2 separate regions of the Homo sapiens genome follow, and region 1 is linked to region 2. Evidence: chromatin contacts called from ENCODE Hi-C or POLR2A ChIA-PET data. All regions are on one chromosome and are shown on one strand. The core of a region is the stretch at or near the end of the contact, and the rest is flanking DNA. Distances in the headings are between cores, read along the strand shown.

Region 1 (5,643 bases), core at 509-3,008, 48 kb after region 2:
CTTTCTTGGTTTATTAAAAGAAATTCTGGTTTGTATAACTACTTGTCAGGCCATGAAATGTGCAAAACCATGCATCTTATACCTTTTTATTTTTTTATGTGACAGTTGCACTTTTGTTGTCCAGGCTGAAGTGTAATGGCACGATCTTGGCTTACTGCAACCTCCGCCTCCCGGGTTCAAGTGATTCTCCTGCCTTAGCCTCCCGAGTAGCTGGGATTACAGCCATGCGCCACCACACCCGGCTAATTTTTATATTTTTAGTACAGACAGGGTTTCTCCATGTTGGTCAGGCTGGTCTCGAACTCCTGACCTCAGGTGATCCACCCATCTCGGCCTCCCAAAGTGCTGGGATTACAGGCGTGAGCCACCACACCTGACCTTTATACTCTTTTATTTGTGGTTTTGTGGGAAAAGACCTTGACAATAATATTATTAATGTATTAAAAACATTTCCCCAGGATGTTTGATTTTTAAAAATAATTTATAATCTAAAATCTGTAGTGTCTAGCTTTTATATAAAATGTGAGCTACAATGTTAACAACATTGCCAAATGGCTTACTTTAGTCATTCTCTGAAGAGACTTCCTTCTTTGCTCTTTCTACTCTACCTCTCTGCTCAAAAAATCCCAAATAGTAACCTCATTATATGTTATTATGATGATTTATAGGAATGATTTATAATGTGGATTACTCTTTTTCAAAAGGATCTGGAGGGACGGCTTTTTTTGTAGAAGTTTTTGAAAAGAGCCACTTAATAAATAATAAGCAATGTTTGTGTTTTTTGCAAGTGTAGCAGTGGGGTGCAAGGAGAAAAAGAAGAGGACCATTAGAAGATGGGGATGGCTGTTTGTGTGAAGTTCTCATCTCTTGTGTTTTCAAGTCCTGAACGACAGGGATTATGTCTGATGCATGTTTGGTTTCCTTGTGCAATGCTTTGAAGTGTCTCCCTTCCAGGAACACACAATTCAAGAGAAAAGTAAGATAAGTACACAAACAACTATAGTTCTAAACAAATGAGCAATTGCGTTATTTGAAACGTTTTAGAGGCTATTTTAGAAAGAAACGCAGCTGTAGTATTGTCAAGTACACAGAGTAAATTGAATTCACTGCCAAGTATTATTAAATTTTAGTTACTGATGATGGCACAAGTTTTTGTTGAAATGTTAGACTTGTTTTGACCTTCAAATTGTGTTAAAAAGTTTTAACCAGTTTAAATTTGGGTGTATCAACATTTTAGTTTTCTGATAATTAGTTGGTTTGGGGCACACCGCACAGGAAAAGGAAGAACAGAGAGGTTTTACTCAGAATCAGACCACTGTGGTTGTTTTTCTCCCAGGGTGATACGTCTTTAGGGGCATAAAAGGGTTAAGGGAAAAATCGTAAAAGCACCACAGTGCTTACAGTCCCTGAGTTGCTTCACTGAATATAAAACCAAGAAATCTCCTGTTAGCCAATCATTAATCTAGGTGTTGACAGCCCATTCAGTTTACTGACATTTATATAAAGCCCAGAGAGCTGAAGAAAATCAAATCAGGTTTTAAAGCACTGGAAAGAATGACATAGTTAAAATATAAATGTCTTTCTTAAAAGTTGATCATTACTGGAGGGGAAAATATCACATCCCTGAGAGATGAAATGTTTCAGGTCAGTAATTGTACTCTGTGGGTTGTACCTATCTGGAGCTGCATAGAAATGTACTGATGTGGCCCTGAGCATCTCATGGGCCCTCCAGGGCGGAGGATGATGTCCTCCTGGGCCAGACGGCATCAGAGGAGAAAATCCACCCTGGGGGAAGATAAATGTTTTGTAATAAGTGTGAGCAATTGGCTGAAGGGAACAATTACTTTTATCTTTGCTACTGAGCCTCTGGATTCTGCCAAGTATATTTATGCTCCTTGGCAAAGACTGGATTTTAATTTCTTGGCAAAACACACACAGACATCTCTCTTACAATATCTAGTAAAAGATTCTACTTTGTAAACACTCATTCTACAGGGTTTAGAAGCTAGTGTGGGGGATTAGATCACATGTGCCTCCTTAAATCTTCAGAGAGGAAAGAATTCTTCAGGAAGGGAAAACTTCAAGGCAGTTAAGCAGAGGAGGTCTGCCTGGTGAGTTATTTAGTCTGGCTCCTCTCCTTTTAAGTGCTCTCACTGATTCTGAGAGACAGGTTGAGTTCTTGATGCCGTTTAAAAAACGTAGCCATACCCTCCAGCTCACCCTTCGGCTCCTCATGAATTCTGTGCCATCTTGGGCTTATCTTTGTTTCTAGCTGGTGTGAATGTGACGATGTAATTTCAGCACTATGAAGTCACTGAGAACACTGGAGCTAGCGGTTACTGAGGTTATTAAGTGTCACTCAGGGCAGAATTCCCTATTAAATTGAGCCAAGGATACAGGCATAAGTGAGCTCCTGGCACAGGGCACTAAACAAAACTGACAGAAAGAAAACTTTGGGTTGCTGAAACCAATGGCCTTCTCTTGTGAGCAAATGCTCTGACATGGAAAAATGCTTTGCCTAGTGAGACAGATTGCCTCCTGCCTGTGGCCATGCTACTTAGGAGGAGCCGTATGATGCGATCCTAAGGTCCGTGATCAGTGATTCTGAACAGCAACTGTTTTGTTCAAAGGTTTGTGATCTGGGACCCCAAACAGCAACTGTTTTGTTCAAAGGGAGAGGTGTTATGTAGCAAAATCATCAAGTTGATTTTTTTCCTAAGTGCTATGCATCTAGTGCATGGTAACATGTGGCCTACCTACTCTCAGCTCCTGAGATTACAGACAGGCTCCTGAGGCAAATAGCCCTTAATTAAGGTTCTGGTACTATTAACAAGGATTTAAATGTTCATAGTTTAAGCCCCCTTTTTATAATGAACAAAATGATTCTTTACACCCAGCCATACTAATTCTACAACTTCTAATCCTGAGCAAGGATGGCGAATTTGTGACACATATGAGATAGCTCTCCTTGTTTGGTGCCCTGGCAGACATTCATTCACTCATCATGACATTCCAATAAGTCTTCAGAATTCATGTCAACAGAGCGCTCAGGCAGCTGTTGCCCAAAAGGCTTCTTACAGGAGTATAAGAGTGTGTCATGGCATCCAAGAGCAGAAATGCAGGAATGGCTTGCTACTGGAACTTTTCATTTTATTGGAACCTGTCATCACTGTTCCTCCTTGAGCTTTTAGGGTAGGCAAATAATGACCCCCCGTCCCCCACCACACATAAGGTGTCCTAATTCCTGGAACTTGTAAAATGCTACTTTATATAGCAAAAGGAACCTTGCAATTAAATTAAATATCTTGAGATGGAGAATTTATTTTGGATTATCCAGGTGAGCTCAGTGTAATCACAAGAGTCCTTAGAAGCGGGTAAGAAGGTCAGAGTCAGAGAAGATGTGACCAATGGAAGCAGAGTGGAGTGATGTAGCCATAAGCCAAGGAATTCAGGCAGCCTCAGATGGAAAAAGCAAGGAAATAGAATTTCTCCTATCGCCTCTGAAAGAATGCAAACGGCCAGCCAATTTTAGACTTCTGACTTCCAGCACTGTAAGATCACACATCTGTATGTCTTAAGCCATTAAGTTTGTGGTAATTTGTTACAGCAGCAACAGGAGATTATACAGCACTCATCTCCTTTGTTTCTCTTTACTGAATGGCTTTTTCTGCCCTTTAGTTCACAGAGCAAAACATGGCCTCCCCAGAATGCCCAAGCTTACACATGGCAGGGACTGTCACACACGTAGATTCTGACTCAGCTTTCTCGTCTCCATTTCCAAATACCAAAAAGAGAATGTGCCCAGGACAGCTTGGGTCAGGGGTTTTCCCCTTGGTTGGCCAGCCAAACCCAAGGTGCAAGGCCATACCACATCATGTTTCTTGTTTTGTGTGTGTGTGTGTGTGTGTGTGTGTGTACCCATAAATATTAATATCTTGGTTCTTGTCCTTCAGTATAAAGAATTGCTTTCTAGAGATTTATAGCTAATTGTCCATGTGCTGTTTACATTACTGTTCTTAGTGTGAGATTATATATTTTTCCAAAATCACAATGACCACACTTATTTCTTCATGTGCAAAAACACAGTTTTCTTGATTGGGGAGTTATTAGAATCCTAATATTTTACTTCCATTTTTTTTGTTTGTTTTTCTCATGCCATCTTTTAAGAGCAAAAGATAGGGCATGCATCTTGATTCTTGATTAGATAATGCAGTCCATAATCCATGTAATTATCTGGCGTTGGCACTATTCACAACAGCTGCTAACTAGATACGACCTGTATGCCAAATAAATAGGATAAATTTCCTGCCCACAAGGTTATATTCTAACAAAGGAGGCTGTGTTCTAGAAAATTTTGAATAATGAGATTTGGGAAAGGATTATACATTTTATCGTGTACTCTGCTTAAAAAATAAGTATGCTCTTCTTATGTCAGAACATGCTGTGAAAATAACAGTCACTAATCTTACCAAACAGAAATTCCATCTTAATGCCATATTTACTGACATACAATATTTACAAATTTGCAGTGATTCTTAGGAAAAGAATTCCCTGCTTTATCTCCTGTGATATGGTTCAAAAAACCCAAGAATACTAAGTTAGGCTTCTGCAAGTTAGCCCTGCATTAGAAAGAAGTGTTTATTAGTTAAAAAAGTACCATGTAAATTAAGCATTCCTGTGTGCTGAGCAAGCAGGCAACGTGGACTCATACTTAGAGATCTGAACTGTGGAACCATGGAACTTCTTAGCCAACTTTGTCAGTAAGTTGTCATTTCCGTGTGGCTGTTTAAATGTTTAACACAGAATCTGCAGCCCAGAAAATCAACAGCAGATCATTTGTTAAATGAGTGAGTGGTGGTAACATTTTCCTTTTGGTATTCTTCAGAAAACATGAACTGGTGTCAGGCAAGAGCCTCAAAAGCAAATGGGCTAGGGATCACTTTTTCCCAGTTGTGATTAGAATAGCAAACGTAGTCTAAAAAACATTGATCCAACCTATAATATTATGGCTTATATTTTAGGTTTAAAATATACCTAAACCATTATTTAAGTTTAGGTTTATTTTAAACTTTATAATTTTATTTATTTAAATAAATAAATTTAAGCCAATAAGCACGTAACATGAACCCATGGACTATAAAAAATATTGGATGAATCAGAAGTGGGTAACAGTTTTTGTTCTGAATTTTGTTGCTTGGCAGCAACAGAAAGCAGCCTTAGTCGATTGCAGCGCGCACTGTCCTGAGCAAATGTCCAAGTCTCTGGGCCCTGCCCTATCCAGAGATCCCTGACTAGGGAGTGTCACCAAAGTTGTCATTATGAGGTCTCTTCAAATAAACCCAACTTGGCAACTTTCAATGCAGGAAATATCTGCCATTCTCTCTCTTTTTCTCTCTCTCACACATAAACGTTTAGTCAATTTCCTCACCGTAGCAAAATTTACACATTTATATACTTCATCTTTGCAGACTTGTGTCTTATTTCTCCACATTAATAGACTATTAGTTTTTTAATTCTAAAAAATTTCAGACTCACAGAAAGCATGGAAAGTATACAATAAAGGCATAGGTGCCCGCTATTCAGAATTAACAAATATCAACAATGTGTTTTATTTGCTTCAGTTTTTTTTTCTTTCTTTTTTTT
Region 2 (5,665 bases), core at 2,315-4,814:
AACCTTAATTCCACCTGCAGCTTAATTCTCCTTTGTGGTGTCATATAGCATGGTCACAGGTTTTGGAGATTAGGACATGGGTCTCTTTGGGGGCTATTATTCTGCCTACCACAGATGGTAATAATATATACCTCATAGGATTGTTATGAGAATAAAATGAGTCAATACACAAAGTAATTATGCGTGGCATGCAGCAAATAGTCAATAAACATTGGCTACTATTATTACTCTGCTTTGTTTCTACCTCAACCACTAGACAGCGAGTTTCTCAGACAAACGTGTTATCTTCATCTTTGTAGCACAGATTATAGATGTTCATGAAGTATTCATTGACTGAATACATGGCACAGAGAATGTGGAAGAATGTTCAGTGAACAAACGAATGCAAATACATATGCCTCAAATAGAGTTACAGAAGCACTGTATTAACCTCATTTGATTTCATCTTTGCCAGAACCTTGTGAGGTAGACTGGCAGTCCTCCAAACCAGTTTCCCTTCTTGACTTCTCTATTTAAGTTCATGACTCTAACATTTACTCATATGTATAACCTCAGAGTTCTTTTATGATACTCATTGAATTACTTATACCCAGCTGACTTCCTGACCCATCTCTGGTTCTTTTTCTCCTTCATTCAATCAACACACATGAGCTTAGAGTGTACTATGTGCCAGATATAGGACTAGGCACCCTAAATACAAAGTTGAATTAGACATTAGCCTTAAAGAGTAGCCAAATTCTCAGCATTCTTCCTTAGTAATTAATGTCTCATAGATTTCTTTCCTACTTTCTCTTCCTCCACCAGCTGGTTCAGACCCTTAATACTTCTCCAGGCTTTTGTGGAGTCTGTTTCCACCCACTCTGCCTCTCTTTTACTAAAGCACAGTAATGATATACCTAAAATGTGCCTGGCATTTGCTTTCATGCTTTTGTTCATATTGTTTTCTCTACCTAGAATGTCTTCACTCTCTCACCCTGTGAAATCCCAAGCATTCATTCTTTTCAGCCCCATTTCCAGCATAACTTTTCCCAGAAGCCCTTTGACCCTGGCAACAATGTTTTCTCTCTCCCTTCTTCTCTCCCTTAACATTATTTCCCTTTTGATTTCTTGCAGATGCACCTTGTGTTGTAAAGGTGTTTGTACATGCTGTTTCCCTCCACTAGGCTCTACGTTTGTTCCGGGCAGTGACTTCATTTTACTGGAGATGCACAGGCTCTATATTCTGTGTTTGCATCCAAGCTCTGCCACTTTCAAGCTCTGTGGCTGTGGACAAGCTACTTGATCTATGTTTCAGTACTCTTTTCTGCAAAACAGGATTAATAGTGTTACCTAATCAATCGGGTTATGGTGAGGATTTAGTGGATAAAATGCAAGGGCTAGCACATAGTAAGCACCCAATAGCATTTGTTGAAATTTGCACATCTGGATGATTGACAATTTGCTACTACTGTTTATTGTGGGGAGAACAGAGATCTAAATGTTAAATAACTCTCCCCAAATCAAGGAAGAACTAGGTTTAGAAGTTACATCATTTCAACATCACTTCCCAAATACCTCTCACTTACATGTTGGAAGAAATTTATTTGTTTTATTTAAGAGTGTTTGGGCCAGGAGTGGTGGCTCATGCCTGTAATTCCAGCACTTTGGGAGGCCAAGGCAAGTGGATCACGAGGTCAGGAGTTCAAGACCAGCCTGGCCAACATGGTGCAACCCCGTTTCTACTAAAAAGACAAAAATTAGCTAGGCATGGTGGTGGGCGCCTGTAATCCCAGTTACTTGGGAGGCTGAGGCAGGAGAATTTCTTGAACCTGGGAGGTGGAGGTTGCAGTGAGCTGAGATTGCGCCACTGCACTCCAGCCTGGGCGACATAGCAAGACTCCATCTAAGAAAGAAAGAAAGAAAAGAAAAGAAAGAAGAGAAAGAAAGAAAGAAAGAGTGTTTGGTCTTTTCCTTAAGTAGAAGCTCAGGGTCAGGCTACCTAATTTTATATCCTCTGGTTTTAACATGTGAGAGTTAATTTGAGCAAAATTCACTGCCTGTGTAAGTTTTCACATTCTTTATCACAACTGCCAAGCCCCAACTCTCAGCTGTAAACTCCTTGACCCTAAACCTATGAGCTACTTGATAGCAAGGTAGCCATTTCTCTCAAGTAAAGAAGAAATTTCCACAGTACCTGGAGGCCCTAAGCTATTCCAGGATGATCCATGACATTATTCTCAGTTACCTTGCTCTCTTGCTTTGATTTGGGTCTTGCTAGAGGACTGGAGTGTAAATCACCTAAGTGACTTAGGTTGATACAAATATCTGTTATAAGATTTAAGGGAAAAATAAAATTATCCCAAGGATGTAGCTGACTGGGAGTTGTCAGAGGTACATCGGGACTTCAAGGTTTTGTTCAACTGTCATCCTCTTGGGGCAGAAACGAAAATGTCAGTAGTTTGAGACTTCCTTTTTGCTTTAGGATAACCACAAATTGCAATCTTGTGGTGACATCAATTGTAGAAGTAGGACGGAGAAATGCTGGTAGCTCAAGAAGAGGTGAGATACCTGCAAACCCTGTTTGAACTCTGCACTTATCTGTTTTAAAGCAGGAAAATGATCACATCATTCTCTGGCTCAAAAATTTCAAATGGCTCTCCATTGTCAGTAGGGTCAAGCTAGACTTTTTAGCCTAGTCTATAAGGTCTGCCACAAATCAGCCTCAATTTACTTTTCTGGCTTTATGACTGCCCCAGCCTTGCCAGCAGCCACACTACACTTTTCATCATTCTCTAAACAAATATATGTATCCTGTAGTCTTGCTAAGGCAATGCTAAGATGTAATTTTAAGGTGGGGGGGCAATAATAATATTAACTTCTAATCTCATGGGGTAGATAATAATAATAGTCACTATATACCAAACATTGTGCAAAAAACATCTTACACACATCAACTAATTTTAACCTAATCATAATCACTTTTACTAATTTTACTGTTAAAGAAATTCAGGTGTTGAGAAAGCTGCCGAAGGTCATACAGTTAGAAAATGGTGTAGCCAGTATTACAACACAGATTGTCTGGCTTCTTGAGCACTGTGACATTGTGGAAAGACCTGTACTCTGGAGACGGATTGTTCTGCTGACATTTGAGCCTCCAGAAACGTTTACTGCCTCTGCTGGCTTCTGCCAGCTTTACAAGACTTTGCTGGTTAAATTTGAGCCTTGCAAAAGAGAAAATGGACAAAATCTCCCTTAGAGCCGGTGTGCTCTTTATAGCTACAGTGTGCATTGTATTTGATAATTTTCTGTTTTTGTCTAAAAAGGACCAAACAAAGCTGAGAGTGGCTCTGTATCAACTCTCTTGCCGAGAACTCTTACTGAGTTAATAAGAGAAATGTTTATGCGAGTTGTATAATTTAAGCTTTCCATGAGAATGCACTGAGTTAATGGATAACAGCTGTGGGTAGTAGTAGTAAAAACAACTTGGCCATACCTGAAGTGCCTTCATAGTTGGAGAGACTGGCCTGCAGTGGTTCTCTATCTTGGCTGCACAAATCACAAGTAGAGTTTTTGAGCAAGACCCCGTGACTGGGCCCCGCCCCAGACCAGTTAAATTGTATTCTGGTGTGTATGTAAGTGGGTGTGGGTGGGCAGGCATTGGTAGTTTTTGAAAGCACCCTAGGTGATACTAATATGCAGTTAGGGTTAGAACCACTAGGCTAGAGAAGAAAGGGCTGTGCTTATGTATTTGTTTATGGTGATCTGCAATCCTTAATAGTAATCCCAATCCCAAATTAACTTGAAACCTGAACAATACAGTCTTTTTTTAACTATCCAAAATATATCCTTAACATGTGAAGAATGGCAGGACTCTGAATGCATACATGAGCTACTGAAACACAAGACAGGTTAGATACGGGCTGTCCCTTGGAATCTTGTTTTTCAAAGTTTGGTCTAAGGATTTGCATTATCAGCTTCAGCTGGGAGCTGGTTACAATGCAGAACGTCAGGCCCTCCCCCTCCGTCCACTGAAACAGAGTTTATATTTTAAGGAGATCTATACTTTCAAGTGTGAGAAGTGCTGCCTTAGAGATCATCTCTTTCAGTGCCCTCATTTTGTAAACGGGAGAAGAAGAAACAAGATACGAGCGAGATTATGGAACCCACCCAGAGACTGCACTAGAACACTGGGATCCTAGAGACCACGTCTGCTGATGCCAGGGCCTGCAACCTTTCCACTCCATTGCACTGATAGGTCATAAAAATAAATTATGGTGAGTTTCTTTCCCTGAGTGAATTCAGATTATCTCCCTTTCGCATCAAGAGTTTTCCAGGCTATGGGATGAAAAATGGAGCTTTAAATGATCAACTCATGTTTGATAAAGGGGAAAAAACTCCTACTATAAAATGTATACTTTTAAAGTACAATTGATACATAAAATTTAAATTCACCTTGTCATAAAAGAGAAAAATATAGAACTACCGTAAAAACATTTTTTTTTTTTTTTTTTTGAGACGGAGTCTTGCTCTGTTGCCAGGCTGGAGTGCAATGGCACGATCTCGGCTCACTGCAACCTCCTGGGTTCAAGCGATTCTCCTGCCTCAGCCTCCCGAGTAGTTGGGACTACAGGTGCCCGCCACCACGCCCGGCTAATTTTTTGTATTTTAGTAGAGATGGGGTTTCACCATGTTGGCCAGGATGGTGTTGATCTCCTGACCTCGTGATCCACCCCCCTCGGCCTCCCAAATTGCTGAGATTATGGGCATGAGCCACTGCGCCCAGTCATAAAAACATTTTTAAGAAAGAAAAACGTGCTTTAAATATGAAGCTATATAATAGAATTATTTTCTTTGAACTGTAGGGAATAAAAACAAATTTTATATAACAAAGATTGGGTTTCATTCCAATGAAAATTTCCGTTTCATCTGTATTAGAAGTTATTTTTTTGGGTAGAAATTTTTACCAGGGTACAGATTTTTGATGTGAAAAGATGTCATTGTTTATATCTCTCCATAACTGAAATTATTTTACTCTCAAGCACTAAATTCTGCCGGTGGTGTTGGAAGACTTACTATTACACTTGCTGAACAATTTCTTTTGGACTAAATGCTAAGGCAAACACCAGGGTTCACCTCCTTGTTGAGGGGTGAAGGTGAGGAGGATAGTGAGGGTGCTTCCATAGTGTTTAGCATTGGGACAAGGCACAGCTGCCACATAATGTCCCGTGTACTAGCTGAGTGGCATTTGTCTGGTCCCTGACACTACACTATAACTGGTGTCTGTTGCCCATGTCTGCAGCTTAGCCTGCTGCTCTTAAGTCCACGTAACCTGCATCCACTTTGTCTCAACTGTCTTTTCGGCTCCGGAATCTCCCAAACTTACTTGGGGGCTCTTCCATTCTTTCCATGGCTTCATGCCTGGCCTAGAGGAGGGTAGTGCAAAGCACAGGCCTTTCTTAGAGACCTATTGCAGCTGACCTCTCTGGTCTCAGCATTTAGGAATCTCTCTTGCCTTCCTGTTGGTGGAATGCCTGTCCTTTTGGTAGGAATTGTTCTTACGTAATCACACATTTCTTCTGTTCCACGATTCATGGTATAATCTGGTATCATGTTTTGGCTCCTGATATTTAAAAGAAATTTATATTTGGAAAATTTTAAAGACTTTTTTTTCCCTCCCAATGCCTGA

The links. Hi-C counts contacts between places; a loop is a spot of excess contacts on that map. ChIA-PET counts read pairs that join two places held with the same protein, here RNA polymerase II (POLR2A). Pooled maps may share reads with other maps.
Region 1: a map of prostate gland shows a loop between it and region 2 (9-fold over the local background). The contact joins two enhancer-like sites. A Hi-C loop is called at or near these places in 6 of 168 maps with a recorded cell type or tissue (CD4-positive, alpha-beta memory T cell, PC-3, naive thymus-derived CD4-positive, alpha-beta T cell and 2 more), 7 of 37 single-sample maps with no recorded cell type and 15 of 50 pooled maps. POLR2A ChIA-PET finds 5 or more read pairs at or near these places in 9 of 52 experiments (HEK293T, IMR-90, OCI-LY7 and 6 more).

The regions. Positions count from the first base shown.
Region 1 is chr14:52,348,051-52,353,693 of GRCh38, reverse strand. No RefSeq gene overlaps it. Among named protein-coding and RNA genes, the nearest start is that of PTGER2, 37 kb to the right of the region's middle. Within about 2 kb of position 1,758, at least 7 of the 41 ENCODE cell types and tissues checked have a DNase peak (open chromatin) inside an H3K27ac peak, as active enhancers do.
Region 2 is chr14:52,397,865-52,403,529 of GRCh38, reverse strand. No RefSeq gene overlaps it. Among named protein-coding and RNA genes, the nearest start is that of PTGER2, 86 kb to the right of the region's middle. Within about 2 kb of position 3,564, at least 2 of the 41 ENCODE cell types and tissues checked have a DNase peak (open chromatin) inside an H3K27ac peak, as active enhancers do.